Regions from separate parts of the Homo sapiens genome. Here region 1 is linked to region 2. The links are chromatin contacts, found by Hi-C or POLR2A ChIA-PET in ENCODE. All regions are on one chromosome and are shown on one strand. The core of a region is the stretch at or near the end of the contact, and the rest is flanking DNA. Distances in the headings are between cores, read along the strand shown.

Region 1 (7,089 bases), core at 1,046-3,545, 400 kb before region 2:
GTGTAGGCGGGCTGAGTCCGAAAAGAGAGTCAGCAAAGGGCAGATAGGGGTAGTGGGGCCGTTTTATAAGATTTAAGTAGGTAAACGAAAATTACAGTCAAAGGGGGGTTGTTCTCTGGTGGGCAGGGGTGGGGGTCACAAGGTGCTCAATGAGGGAGCTTTTTGAGCCAGGATGAGCCAGGAGAAGGAATTTCACAAGGTAATGTCATCAGTTAAGGCAAGGACCGGCCATTTTCACTTCTTTTGTAGTGGAATGTCATCAGCTAAGGCAGGAACAGGCCATTTTCACTTCTTTTGTGATTCTTCAGTTACTTCAGGCCATCTAGGCATATATATACATGCAGGTCACAGGGGATGCGATGGCTTAGCTTAGGTTCAGAGGCCTGACATGATCCACCTGCCTCAGCCTCCCAAACTGCTGGGATTACAGACGTGAGCCACTGCGCCCAGCCGGTTTTACACCTTTTAGGGAGAAAGTTCATAGATGGATTCAAAGATTTTCTGATTGGCACTTGGTTGAAAGAGTTGTTATTATCTAAAGACCTGGAATCAATAGAAAGGATTGTCTGGGTTAAGCTAAGGGAGACAAAGTTTCTATTTTGTTATTTTTTTTTTGACAGGGTCTCTGTTGCCCAGGCTGGATTGCAGTGGCACAGACTGTGGTTTACCGCAGCCTTGTCCTCCCGGGCTCAAGGAATCTGCCCACCTCAGCCTCCTGAATAGCTGGGACTATAGGCATGTGCTGTCATCATGTCCAGCTAAGACGGGGTCTCCCCATGTTGCCCAGGATGGTCTGAATTCCTGGGCTCAAGCGATCCACCCACCTCGGCCTCCCAAAGTGCTAGGATTACAGGCTTGAGCACCACCACTCTGGCCATTCTAATGCAGATGCCGCTCCAGGCAGCAGGCTTCAGAGAGAATAGATGGTAAACTTTTCTTATCAGAGTTAAAAAGGTGCCAGAGTCTTACATTCTCTCCTGGATCAGGAAAAGATGTGGAAAAGGAAGGAGATTCTCTACAAAGTAGATTTCCCCCAGGAGACAGTTTTGCAGGGCTACGTAAAACTATGTTAAATAAATACATGTCAGGGTAAAATACTTCGTTTTCTTCCAGGGCCTGCTATTTGTCATGTGATGTATCTTAATGCTACAGACCGTTTGGTCAGCCTTAAGTTGTCTGTTTTAACGTCGACGCTGGTCAGTTATACCTGAATTCCAAAGGGAGGACAGTATAATGGGACATATCCAAACCCTGCTTCCCATCAGGGACTGAACTGGTTTTTCAGATTAACTTTGGCGTTGAGAGACTCAGTTCATTCAGTTGGTTGGGGAGGCTTACAATTTTATTTTTGGTTTACAAGGTATAGATAACTATGCCTATACCTATATATACAAATGTTTATATATGTATATATGTGTGTATATATGGTTTGTTTTACACAAATGGATGCCTACTTTATTTATTTTGGTAGCGATGAGGTCTCAGGCTAATCTCGAACTCCTGGGCTCGAGATCCTCCTGCCTAGGCCTTCCAAAGCACTTAGATTACAGGCGTAAGTCACTGCGCCCGGTCCTGCTTCACCCTCTTAAAACCGCCCTTGGGGGCTCCTCATGAGTGCAGACATTGGCGCGTTCCTCCAAACCGCACAGACTCCCCCTGCGTGGACGCGTCTCGCCGTCTTTACTCCTCTTTCGCCGACCTTTCACTTTCAGGGAATACCCTCTGGCGCCCTTCTCTGGAGCACACACGTGAACGCCGCCGGATTCCAAGAAGTGAGATACTGAGGCAAAAGTTACGCGCGTTCAGAACAGGAAGACCCCGCAAAACGCCGGCCAAGACGTGGCCCCGCGTCCACCCTGCCCACAAGCAGCCGCTCCCACTCGCGGACCGCGCCCTGTGCCTCAGACTTCGGATCTGTGTGATCCACTGTGTGCAACTGTACCCGAAAGGGTCCCCACGTGCACTACCTCGTGACAACTAAGATGGACCGTCTTCTACTCCTAGGAGTCATCCCCAGATTAGCGGGGCTCTCAGAATCCTTGGGGCTTCCAATCCGGAAGTTCCCCGTCCCTTCTGCCCCAACATAACATGGCGCCGACCGCAGCCACTTCCGTGATCCGCAGGCGACGAAGTCGCCTGGTCAGGATCAAAGATGGCCGAGCGCCCTCCACGCGCCTACTCTCGCGGGCCACTCCCGGCTCCGCTTTAGCTGCCGCTCTTGGTGAGCGCCGCCGCCAGCCAATCGCGGGGCGCAGAGGCCTCTGGCCCCGCCCCGCGGATCAGCTGAGGGAGCCGCAATGTCTCTTGACAGCGGCGGCGGCGCAGCCGGTTCCGGGTTCGGCGCGGGGCGGGGGTAAGCGCGGCTGGCGAGGGGGCTGCGGCGGGCGGCGAAGGGGGACCTGGTTGCGGCCGTGGGAGGGGGCGCCCGCCGGCGTCCAGGCCGGGCTGCGGGGCTGCGTGGGCGCGGGCGGCCGGGCCGGGGCCCGCGGGGTGGGGCGGGCGCCGAGTCTCGGCCTCTGGGGTCGGGAGTCTCCATGGGCGTTTCCGGGGTCTCCGCAGATGTGAATCCCGATGGAGCGGCCCGAGGAAGGCAAGCAGTCGCCGCCGCCGCAGCCCTGGGGACGGCTCCTGCGTCTGGGCGCGGAGGAGGGCGAGCCGCACGTCCTCCTGAGGAAGCGGGAGTGGACCATCGGGCGGAGACGAGGTGCGGGGCTGAGGCCGGGGCCGGGGGCCGGGGCCGGGCAGAGCCACCGGGTTGCGGGCAGGCCACACGGGCGGCGGTGCAGTGTGCGCTCCAGATTTTTCCGTGGAGTGAAATGTCATGTAAGAACTGGTATTTATTCGGTGTTCTGCCCACCGATTCTTGCGCATGATTCACGCACATCATTTAGCCTTCGTTACAACTGTATAAGTTAGTTGTGTTCATATACTCTCCAGAATGCAATATTGTCACGTTCGTTGCCGTACAGAGTATCTTTTCTGACTGTAATGGAACGAAATTAAAAATAATAGAAGGAAAAGTGGAAAATTCACAGATATGTGGACATGAAACACCACACTCTTAAAGCAACCGGTGGGTCAAATAAGTCTTTACAACGGGGACCTTGTTTTGAGACAAATGAAACAAAAATAGAATACACCAAAAGGTATTTAGGATGCAGCCAAGGCAGTACTCAGAGGGAAATTTATAGCTGTAGTGCTTATATTAAAAAAGATCTCAAGTCCCAGCCCCTAGAATATTTATTTATTTAATAAACCTGGAAAGCTAAAAACTTGAACAAAGTCATACAACGGGTGAGAGAAAGTTCCCTCAGCCTCCACATTCACTGCCTCCAGTCTCCCAAGTGACCATCTGGTTGTTTGATTTCCTCTGAAGCCTTTGTATGGGGAGAGAAATGCGCTGGTCCTGTCAACAAAAATGTTTAGTTTGTCTGAAAATTAATGAATTAGCTCCGACATTATACTCTAAAAAGGAGCGAGGATGGGAAATATTTGCTGTTTGGAAGCAATTTTTTTTTTTTTTTTGGTTAATTTCACCCCTTATAATGTGCTTGCACCTGGTTTTTTTTGTTTTTTTGTTTGTTTTTTTGAGATAAGAGTCTTGCTCTGTGGCCCAGACTGGGGTGCAGTGGTGTGATCTCAGCTCACTGCACCCTCTGCCTCCCGGTTCAAGTGATTCTCCCGCCTCAGCCTCGGAGTAGCTGGGACTACAGGCGTGCGCCACCATGCCTGGCTAATTTTTGTATTTTTAGTAGAGATGAGCTTTCGCCATATTGCCCAGGCTGGTCTTGAACAACTGAACTAAAGTGATTCACCTGCTTCGGCCTCCGAAAGTGCTGGGATTACAGGTGTGAACCACTGTGTCTGACCTGGTTTTGTTTTTTGGGGTGTTTTGGTAGTCTTACATTCCAGTATCAAGTCAAAGTTTATTTTACAACTTTGAAAGTATTTAGATATCATCATAACATATCAAAATTATCCCTTTAAGACAAGAGGAAGTATTTGAAGATTTTTCCCTTTGTCTTTACTTGATAGACTAGGAGGTTTGGTGAAGAGCAGAGGCCCTAGAGACAAATTATGTGGGTTTCCAATCTGTCAACACATTACTCTGGGCTAACGACATCTTTCTGCGCCTATGTACCTACTTCATAGATTTGCTCTGAGGAGTTAATGAGATCATACACGGACTGCTTAGAAGGAACTTTAGCGTTAGCACTTAGCATTAGCCATTGTTATTGTAACATGTTATACATGTTATTACATGGTAGGACATTACATGTTAAGACAAGGAGAGAAAATATGTCGTTGAGTTTATCTTTTAATAGGAACGATTTTAGTGAATTTATAAATAATGTTGCCAGCAAAAACTTTAAGATTATTGTATTAGTTTGTTCATACTACCATAGCAAAATACTACATTCTGGGTGGCTTAAGCAACAGAAATTTATTTATTTATTTATTTATTTATTTATTTATTTATATATTTTTTGAGACAGAGTCTCACTCTATCACCCAGGCTGGAGTGCAGTGGCGCGATCTCGGCCCACTGCAAGCTCCACCTCCCGGGTTCTTGCCATTCTTCTGCCTCAGCCTCCCGAGTAGCTGGGACTACAGGCGCCCACCACCACGCCTGGCAGTGGTATTTTGTATTTTTAGTAGAGACGGGGTTTCACCATGTTAGCCAGGATGGTCTCAATCTCCTGACCTCGTGATCTGCCTGCCTCAGCCTCCCAAAGTGCTGGGATTACAGGCGTGAGCTATCGCGCCCGGCCAGAAATTTATTTTTTATTTTATTTTATTTTTTTAATTTTTGAGATAGAGTCCTGCTCTGTCACCCAGGCTGGAGTGCAGTGGCATGATCTCGGCTCACTGCAACTTCCCTCTTCCAGGTTCAAGCGATTCTCCTGCCTCAGCCTCCCGAGTAGCTGGGACTACAGGCACGTACCACCACACCTGGCTTATTTTTTTCTATTTTAGTAGAGATGGGGTTTCACTGTGTTGCCCAGGCTGGTCTCGAACTCCTGAGCTCCAGCAATCTGTCTGCCTCGGCCTCTCAAAGTGCTAGGATTACAGGTGTGAGCCACTGTGCCTGGCCAGAAATTTATTTTCATGGTTCAGGAGGCTGGGAAGTCCAAGATCAAGGTGTTGGCAGATTGGGTTCCTGGTGAGGGCTCTCTTGGCTTGCAGGTGGCCACTTTCTTGCTGTGTCCTCACATGGCAGAGAGGGGGACTCTGCTTGCTCTCTCTGCCTCCTCTTAAGAGGGCACCAGCCCTGTGACATCTGATTCCCACCTAGTGACCTCATTTAACATTTATCAGCTCACAGGCCCCATTTCCAAATACAGTCACATTGGGGATTAGGACTTAAATATATGAATTTTAGGGGGGTACAGACACTCAGTTACAAACATTCAGTTCCTAACAGTTGTAGAACTTGATTATTTTATTTATTTATTTTATATATATATATGTATTTTTTTTTTTGAGACGGAGTTTTGCTCTTATTGCCCAGGCTGTAGTGCAGTGGTGCCTTCTTGGCTCAACCTCCAACCTCCCGGGTTCAAGCAATTCTCCTGCCTCAGCCTCCCGAGTAGCTGGGATTACAAGTATGTGCTACCACGCTCAGCTACTTTTTGTATTTTTAGTAGAGACGGGGTTTCTCCATGTTCGTCAGGCTGGTCTTGAACTCCTGACCTCAGGTGATCCACCCGCCTCGGCTTCCCAAAGTGCTGGGATTACAGGCGTGAGCCACTGTGCCCGGCCTGATATATTTATTTTTTGAGACGGAGTCTTACTCTGTCACCCAGGCTGGAGTGCAGTGGTGCGATCTTCACTCACTACAACCTGCATCTTCCAGGTTAAAGTGATTCTCCTGCCTGAGCCTCCAGACTAGCTGAGATTTCAGGCGTGTGCCACCACACCTGGCTAGTTTTTTGGTATTTTTAGTAGAGATGAGGTTTTACCATGTTGGTCAGGCTGGTCTTGAACTCCTGGCCTCAAATCAAATGATCCACCTGCCTTGGCCTCCCAAAGCGTTGGGATTACAGCCATGAGCCACCTCGCCCAGACAGAACTTGATTATTTTAAAGCAATGATGTGCCTGCCATTTATAAGGCATTATTTGGGGGAAAAGGGAAAGCCTAGGTAACGTGTAGGAAGGGGTGCAACAACCTTGTTTTCCCAAAGAGCTCTTTATCCAGTCTGGAGTGCAGTGGCACGATCTCGGCTCACTGCAAGCTCTGCCTCTTGGGTTCACACCATTCTCCTGCCTCAACCTCCCAAGTAGCTGGGACTACAGGCACCCGCCACCATGCCCGGCTAATTTTTTTTGTATTTTTAGTAGAGACAGGGTTTCACCATGTTAGCCAGGATGGTCTTGATCTCCTGACCTCATGATCCACCCGCCTCGGCCTCCCAAAGTGCTGGGATTAGAGGCGTGAGCCACTGCGCCCAGTCTTTTTTTTTTTTTTTTTGAGACGGAGTTTCACTCCTATTTCTCAGGCTGGAGTGCAATGATGTGATCTCGGCTCACTGCAACCTCCGCCTCCCAGGTTCAAGTGATTCTCCTTCCTCAGCATCCAGAGTAGCTGGGATTACAGGCACTCACCACCATGCTTGGCTAATTTTTGTATTTTGTAGAGACAGGGTTTCATCATGTTGGCTAGGCTAGTCTCTAAGTCCTGACCTCAGGTGATCCTCCCGCCTCGGCCTCCCAATGTGCTGGGATTACAGGTGTGATCCACCGCGCCCAGCCAAGAGCTCTTTATTCTAAGAGAGTGGCAGAAATGTACATCAACTGCTTGAAAGATTTAACCCACCAAGCGTCAAGCGCAGCAAATGCTGTGAATAGAACTTTAGCACAAAGCATCTCGGTTCCAGATTAGAATGCTGATATTCAGGCCAGGCACGGTGGCTCATGCCTGTAATCCCAGCAGTTTGGGAGGCCAAAACAGGAGGATCTCTTGACCCTATGAGTTTGAGACCAGCTAGGGCAACATAGACCCTGTATCTACAAAAACTTAAAAAATTAGCTGAGCGTGGTGGTGCATATTGGTAGTCTCAGCTACTCAGGAGGCTGAAGTGGGAGGA
Region 2 (7,242 bases), core at 4,652-7,151:
TTGGAAACCTGAGCCAAGAACTGACAGGCCCAAGCAGCCGGGAGGGAGGGGATGGGGAAGAGGGCCGGTGACTCCTGCTGTAACAGCCCCGACCCCGAGGCCAGCAAGCCACTGGGCAGGGGCCCGTGAGGGGCAGAAGCACAGGCAGAGGACGTGGAACCCTTCCCAGAGCCAAAGCAGGCCAGGTGCAAGCCCTGCTCCAGCCATGGCAGGGCCTGAGGAGCTGCTGGCCCCCAGACAGGGCCTGGACAGGTGGCGGGCACCCACGTGGACCGAGGGGCCAGCGACGCTGCTTTCAGGGCCTCTGAGTCCACCTCCCCGGAGGGAGCAGCCCTTGCCCACAGCTGTGGGACTCTGTGGGAGGAACAGGAATCCATGCAGCTTCCAGGCAGCCCCTCATTGTCACAGGGCAGGCCCCGGCTCAGCTCCGCACCCCTGCCCCATGGCTGTGGGTAAAGCACTTCCCCTCTCTGTGCCTCAGTTTCCCCACCTGGAGACCAGGAAGCAGCCACAAGGAGTTCCTGGGCCGAAGCCTGCCCTCTCCCTGGCTCTCCTCACTGAACCCAAATGTCTGCGGTCTCAGCCCCCACCACCATCTGAGAGATGGGCCAGGCATGGACTCACAGTGCCCCTGGCAAACTCAGCCCCCACTGGCACCACCAACAGTGTGGCCTCAGCGGTCCCCGGAGGTCCAAGTGACACTGTCAGGCCCCACACGCGGTGCTCGGCAGGCCGGGCCCAGCCCCGCCCCCACATGGCCAGGTCACACTTCCAGCCCAGATCCTATGCCTGGGCTCTTGCTCCTGGAACCCTGGCCCCTCTGTGAAGCCCACCAGGCCCACTAGGGGCTCACAGAGAGACCACCTGGCTCAGCCTCCAGGATGCAGGGCAGGGCAGTGTCTGGGCCAGTCCCTCACACCCTCACATTCCCCACGACGGGCCGTGTCTCAAAACCTGTACCCTCCCCTTGGCCAAGGCCCACCGGCTCCAGGCTCACACCCTATGCCCACCAGGGTTCTGGGCCATTTTCAGCAGGGGTCACAGCTCGCCCACAGACAGCCCTGGGAGGCCGGGGGCCGCACACGATCAGTAGCCTGGGGTTTCTTAAGCACAACCGTCTGTGCAGGTTCAGCAGCATTTTGGGTGCATGTCCTGTGGTTTATGCTGAGCAGAGAATGTGGAAGCACAGGCGTTAGAGGAGACCGCTGGCCACCGAGCCAGGAGGCTGGGTGCTTTCCTTCCGCCTTTATTCCTGGGACACACGTGGACCTTCTGCGTGGCCCGTGTGCCAGTCAGGGAACAGCTCAAGCTTCAGCACGCACCTTCTTATGGAGCTTGACGTGTGGACCAAGTGAAAGTCACCAGGTGAAAGTGATTTGCTGTTTGAAAAATGCAAATTAACCAAAAATCACAGACACCAAACCAGAATGGTGGTGTCCGCCTGGAGCTAGTGGCCAATGTGCTCCTGGGCACCCTGCCACCTCCCTGTGGCCCAGGCGCAGCCCAGAGCACCATGGCCAGCGTCACTGGGGCCGAGCGGCCAGCATGTGGGAGTGGGCGGTGCAGCCCACTGGGCTAAGCAGGCCTGGCCTATCTCCCAGGAGACACAGGGACCGGCACAACCTGTTCTGTGGCCTGAGGCCAGATAAGGATGGCCTTTGCTATGTGGGAAGATGGGGTCTGACACAGCCCTGGATACACCTCTCAGACCCCAGTCTTCTTGGGAGGACCCCAGGCAGAGAACAGCAGCACTGACCAGGCACGTATGGCCACAGCACTGCTCCAGGGGTAGGGGGCTTCCAGTGTCCTCTGGTCAGTACAACCAGGGGACAGAGTTGTCACAGGAAACAAAAGGGACAGCAAGAGCCACGTTCCCAAGCACCCAGAGTTCCCGGTCAGAACAAGAGCAGGGGAGAGGCCAGCGGGGCTTCCTCAGGCCTCCTGTCCCCACATACCACGGCCCCTGGTTACAGAGTAGAAAGTCAAGCGGGGGCTGGCTCAGGTCTGCCGCGCCGCCCCACCCACCCCAGCACACCCAGCCCAGCACGCCCCTCTGCAGGTCCTCAGCCCTGCCACAGGGCTCCCATCTCTATGGGCAGTTAATCATTAATGCTGTCTCCAGGGCTGCAGGCACACCCTGAGCCAGGCCAGACCCTGGCCCTCCTCAGCCCACAACCACCACCACCACCATTTAGGGAGTGCCTGCTGTGTTCACAGCACACACAGGCCCAGGACAAGCGGGGACTCCTCCTCCCCTACAGGAGCACATATAAATGTGCAGATGCTGGGGGCCTGCCCCGGGCACAGAACGGCCTATGTGTCCCACCCAGGGTACACAAAGGGGGCGGGGGCCTGCCCCGGGCACAGAACAGCCTGTGTGTCCCATCCAGGGCACAGAAAAGGGGCAGGGACCTGCCGGGGGCACAAAACAGGTACAGAGACCTGCCCCGGGCACAGGGCAAGGGGTGCCTGTTCAGACAGGCGGAGAGGGTGGTCTGCCTGGGGTCAGAAGGGGCTGCGAGTGGGGGTCTGCCCCAGGGGCCAGGGCTGGGGCCGAGAGTTGGTCCCAGTGTGTGTGGGGTCTGGGGTGAGGTAACAGGACTCCTGCAGGCAGGCTGCACCTCCCCGGCAAGTCTACACCTGTGTTTGGTTGTTTATACCACTGCAGTGTCCCGCGGGCACAAGCCAGCCTCTGGGGTTACAAGGGCTTCCTCCAACTCCTGAGCGTCCCATCCTCCAGCATCCCAGAGTAGGAAGAGCCCTCAAGACGCGGGTGGGGGCAGAGGGACTGTGAGCAAAGGCGGCAGAGCCAAGGGCAGGCTGTGCCTCTGGGCTGGGTCCTGGTGGCCACATCTCCCTCGGTGTCCCGTGTGGGTGGCCTCGCAGGGCAGCGCCCGCTCACTCTAAGGCCGGACAGGCGTGGCACCCAGTGCTCCTTGCTCTTGCTCTGCCTCAATGGGGAGCCTCAAGGTCCCCATCTGTGGAATGGGGGCATCCAGCCCTCCTCGTGGGTCATTTGAGGAGTAAATGAGTTGATGTCTGTGAAAGGCAGCTCAGAACACTGCCTGATGGAGAGAATGCTTACTGAACCAGTCACTACTATTGATATAATTATGAATTATCTGAACTTTGGGGAAAAACCACCATACTTTGGCAAAAAATGTAGACAACCAAGAGACACGTATGGGATGATCACGAGGTTATGACTTGTGCAGAAGCCCCGTACTTTCCCAGGCAGGCTCCGAAGGGCAGAGGAAGGGACATGAAACCACCCTGGGGTGCTGTGGCTGTGTTAACGCCACGCAGCAGCAGACTTGTCTCACTATGACCTGAGGGGCCAGCTGGTCTAAGCCGAAGTCACCAAAACCCACTGAACCCACTGCCTGCAGGCTGGGGGCACGTGACCCTGCCAGAGCAGGTGGACAGCCAGTCAGAGCCGCTGCGGGCAAAACACGTGGGCCTGGGATTGGCCCTGGATCTCCTGAGTACAGTTCATCTCCTCACTCAGATTCCTGACACACGCATCTGGGGCACTTTCTACACATCGAGCTCTTCCCGGCACCAGACCCCATAGGAGACACACAGGACAGCACAGTGTCTGCTCTCTTTCAGCTTACAAGTTCTTGTGGGAGACGAAAATGGAGAGCAAAGACATTCTAAAACAGCTTTGCAGAGTGGGGATGACAAAAAGAAGGTGGGCAACGTCGACGGGGGTGGGGGGCACCACTTCAGAGGAGTCTGAGGTGACGTTTTTGCAAAGACACAATGGCACCAAACATAAAGCAGACAGAGAACGGCAGGGTACAAGGGCTGACCCGCTCGGAGCAGTGAGGAAGCCGCGGTTAGGGACCCAGGAGGTGCAGGTGGGTGGCGACAGCTCTGGAAAGTGGGCATCCTCGTGGTCTCAGCTGCAGTGCAGGAGCCGAGCGCAGGGCCTGGCTTGCAGTATTGCTCAGTACACGTACAGTCTGTGTCATTATCACCACTGAGAGGGCAGAAGACAGCCCCAGGGCCATCCCGTCCCAGCACAGAGCAATGGCGTGTGCCAGCCCTGGAGCCATCTAATAATGTGCAGGACAGAGGATGGCCAGCCTGTGTGATGAGCCTGGCCACCACCCACCCCGTCCTGGGCCCACAGGAGCCCCAGCTCTGTCCGTGCACTTGGGACACGAAGCCCCAGCTCTGACTGTGCACTCGGGACACGATGCGGCACCTGTTCTGGGGCCACTTCCCTGGCCACCGGCCCTGACCCAAGGCTCTCTACAGTCCCCAGAGTTTGGATGAGAACTTGAAGAGGACTTGCTGCTTCAGGGGCCTGCAGTAGGCATCTCCCCTTTTCCCAAAGCTCAGCTTCTGAGACTGGGGGATCCCAGGCCATGGGCTCCCAAGCCCCTGGAAAAGTGAGAGGGGTTGGAAATGGGGTGATTCTGGGAGTCAAAGTCCAGCAGATGAGGGTCCCCCAAAGTAAGTGCTGCACGGGGCACACCTCGCTGGGCGGGTCTCGGCCCTGGTGCAGGGCAACTTGCTAGCATTCCTGCCCATGCCAGTCCTGGGGAGACAGCGCCTGCCCCAACTCTCAGACAGCATTTAATTTCCTTCTCTGCTCAGCTGAGTTCATGTAAGAGGAGCAGTATTTGCTCAGCAAATACTGTCCGTCAGCCAGACAAGCAATATTTTTGGCCAATCTATTAACCATGCAGCAGGCAGCAGTCACCAAGAGGGGTCTTGAGATTAACCCTCCTTCTCCCCTTCTCAGCAGAGCCCTCGAAGGGAGGAGGGAACGGGATGGCCCGCGGAGTATCCATTTTATCACCACCTCCCTAAGATCCAGCACTGCTCCCTAGCACGTCCTGAACCAGGCAGAGCGATATGCTGGCCACAGAAACACAACTGATAAAAGGCCGACGGTGCTGTCAGACAGCCCCCAATTTCGAAGCGTAGATTTTTTTGCCTCTGCAACTTAAAACGTCCCCAAACCCACCCGACGCTGCTGGGTCTTCCAGATGCGACGGTCTGGGCGAGCGGTGGGCACCCAGGGTCCCTGGAACGGGTACCAAGTGGCCGGGGCTTCCCTCAGGGCTGCCCACGGCGCGGGCGGTCGCAAGCCCAGGGGTCCCGGGATCGCCCGACGCGTCAACTCCGGGCCCCGTTCTCGCCTCAACGCCTGCGAAGCCGCACCCGTCCACCTACCTCCAGGGCCTCCAGGGTGCTGAAGCTGGCGATGGCGAAGCCGTCGATGACCTCCTCCTCCTGCGAGCTGGACTCGCGGCGGCGGCGGCGCGGGGGACGCGCGGTGCGGGGCGCGGGGGCGGCGCCTCGGGGGGGCGCGCCGCGGAGGCCCGCGTTCTCCTTGCCGGGGCTGGGCTCGGGCTCGTCGCCCGACGACGGACTCTGGGCGCGGGCGTCGCGGGCGGCCTCCCGGCGCCGGCCACGGTCCCGCTGCGCGCGCGAGCGCCGGCTCGGGCGGACCTTGGCCTCCATGGCCGCGCGTGCGCCCCGTCGGGCCGGTGACCTTGACGCCCCGCGCCTGGCTCGCAGCAGGCGGGCTCCCTCGGCTACGCGGCGCCGCCGGGCTGAGTGTGCGCCGCGCGGGCTCGGGCCCTGGGCGGCGGCGGGCGGCGGGCCGGGCCGGGCATGCCGGGCGCGGGGGGCGGCTCAGCCCCGGGCCCGGCGCGGCCTGGGACCCCCGGCGCGGGCGGCTGGGCGCATCGGCGGGGGCGGGCCCGGCGCTCAGCGGCCCTCGGCCGCCCCCCCGGGGGCGCGCCCCATGCGCGCGGCGCGGCGATCGGGCCGAGCGGGCGGGGCCGGGCGGGCGCGGCAGGCGGCAGGCGGGAGGCGGCCGGGCTCCTGGGCACCGGGCTCGTGAGGCGGCGGCGGCGCCCCGAACAGATAACAACTGACGCACTTCCGCCCGGCTGCGCTCGCCAGAGGAAGTGAGGGCCGCCGCGGGCGCCCGCGCGCCCCGCCCCGACCACGCCCCTGCCCCGCCCCGCTCATAAGGCTCCGCCCCCACCCCGCACACGCGGCCCGCCCCGCTCACAAGGCTCCGGCCCCTCCCCGCCCCATTCACGCAGGCCCCGCCCCCCGCAGGCTCCGCCCCCTCCCCGACCCGCTCACGCAGGCCCCGGCCCCGCCCCTCCCGGGCGCTCCCGCTAATTCAGGCCCCGCCCCACCCGCAGGTGCCCGCCCTTCGACCTCGCCCCCTAGCCGCGCCCCTCCCCGGCGCCCCGACCTCCGCTGCAGCCGGCGGTGATCCGCTCGGCTCCTTCCTGGGAGGGCGCTGGGATGCCGCGGCCCCTCCGTGGGCACCTGCGGGCGGCGCTCTCCAAGCGGGAGGCGGGGGCAGCGCCGCCCTCCTCTGCGGGACTGGGGTCCCCGGCCGCGGGCGGCTTCCGAGGAGGACGAGGGGCCTCCGGTCTCGCGGAACCGAAGTCCTGCCCTCGGCGAGCGTGGAAGGGACGGGGAAGGGGCGGGGAGGACCGGGGGAGGGTCCTCGGCCAGGCGGTGCCCCCTCCCCGCGTCCCCGCGGACCCTCCCAGGCCTCCTAGGATGCGGGAGGGGTCTGTCCGCGTCCCCGCCCCGCGCCACGTGCCCCCAAGTCCCACAAGAAGGCGGCTCCCGCCACCGAGACCCCCGGGAACGCGCCCAGCGAGGCGGGGGCTGCTGCCAGACACGGAGCGCAGTGTGGAGGGCGGCGCGGGCAGGAAGCGCACGGAGGCGGCTGCGGTTGCGAGGCAGGCGCGGGGCGAACTTCCTCCTCCACCCCCAGGACAGGCCGAGCTCGGAGGGGCCCGCCTGGTGGGGTTTTCTGAGCCCAGGGGCCCCTTGCGCGTGGGCACTGGAGTCATTGATTCATGCAGCGCGTATTTGCCAGATGCCTCCTGTGTCCAGGCTCTGTTGGTGACCCCGCAGCGGCTGAGATAGACTACCCTCTTAGAAGTGGGAGAGAGACCCTGAACACAGGGCCAAATAGAATATCAGCCAAGGATAATCTGAAGAAAATCGAACGGGGAGGTGTCACAGAGAGTGGGCATTGGGTGGTCCAGAGGGCCTCCCCGAGGAGTGACGACTCCGAGCCCCAGCAGTCATGGGCACCCTGTTTCAGGTCGGGGCTACACCCCTGCACAGGCCCTCGGAGAAGAATGGTGGTTTGCTGGAGGGCGGAGGGGAGGGTGCCCAAGACAGTGGTGGGACCCTGCCCTCGGTTGCCCTTAGTGGGAACGGGTCCTCGCCCACTCTGCG

What was found. Hi-C counts contacts between places; a loop is a spot of excess contacts on that map. ChIA-PET counts read pairs that join two places held with the same protein, here RNA polymerase II (POLR2A). Pooled maps may share reads with other maps.
Region 1: a loop to region 2 is called in a pooled map, with 17 times the contacts of the local background. The contact joins the promoter of CHFR here to the promoter of FBRSL1 in region 2. A Hi-C loop is called at or near these places in 1 of 37 single-sample maps with no recorded cell type and 7 of 50 pooled maps. POLR2A ChIA-PET finds 5 or more read pairs at or near these places in 1 of 52 experiments (activated CD4-positive, alpha-beta T cell).

Annotation. Positions count from the first base shown.
Region 1 is chr12:132,882,811-132,889,899 of GRCh38, reverse strand. CHFR (checkpoint with forkhead and ring finger domains) reads left to right here and starts at 2,295. Exons shown (of 18, transcript NM_001161346.2): 1 at 2,295-2,353; 2 at 2,560-2,704. The coding sequence starts at 2,572. CHFR-DT (CHFR divergent transcript) reads right to left here and starts at 2,058. Exons shown (of 2, transcript NR_110919.1): 1 at 1,968-2,058; 2 at 1,329-1,780. RefSeq lists enhancers at 1-699, 700-1,502, 1,839-2,248 and a silencer at 2,319-2,438.
Region 2 is chr12:132,488,810-132,496,051 of GRCh38, reverse strand. FBRSL1 (fibrosin like 1) reads right to left here and starts at 5,901. Exons shown (of 19, transcript NM_001367871.1): 1 at 5,191-5,901. The coding sequence starts at 5,481. RefSeq lists enhancers at 3,467-3,536, 4,250-4,813, 6,811-6,940 and silencers at 5,971-6,420, 6,551-6,620.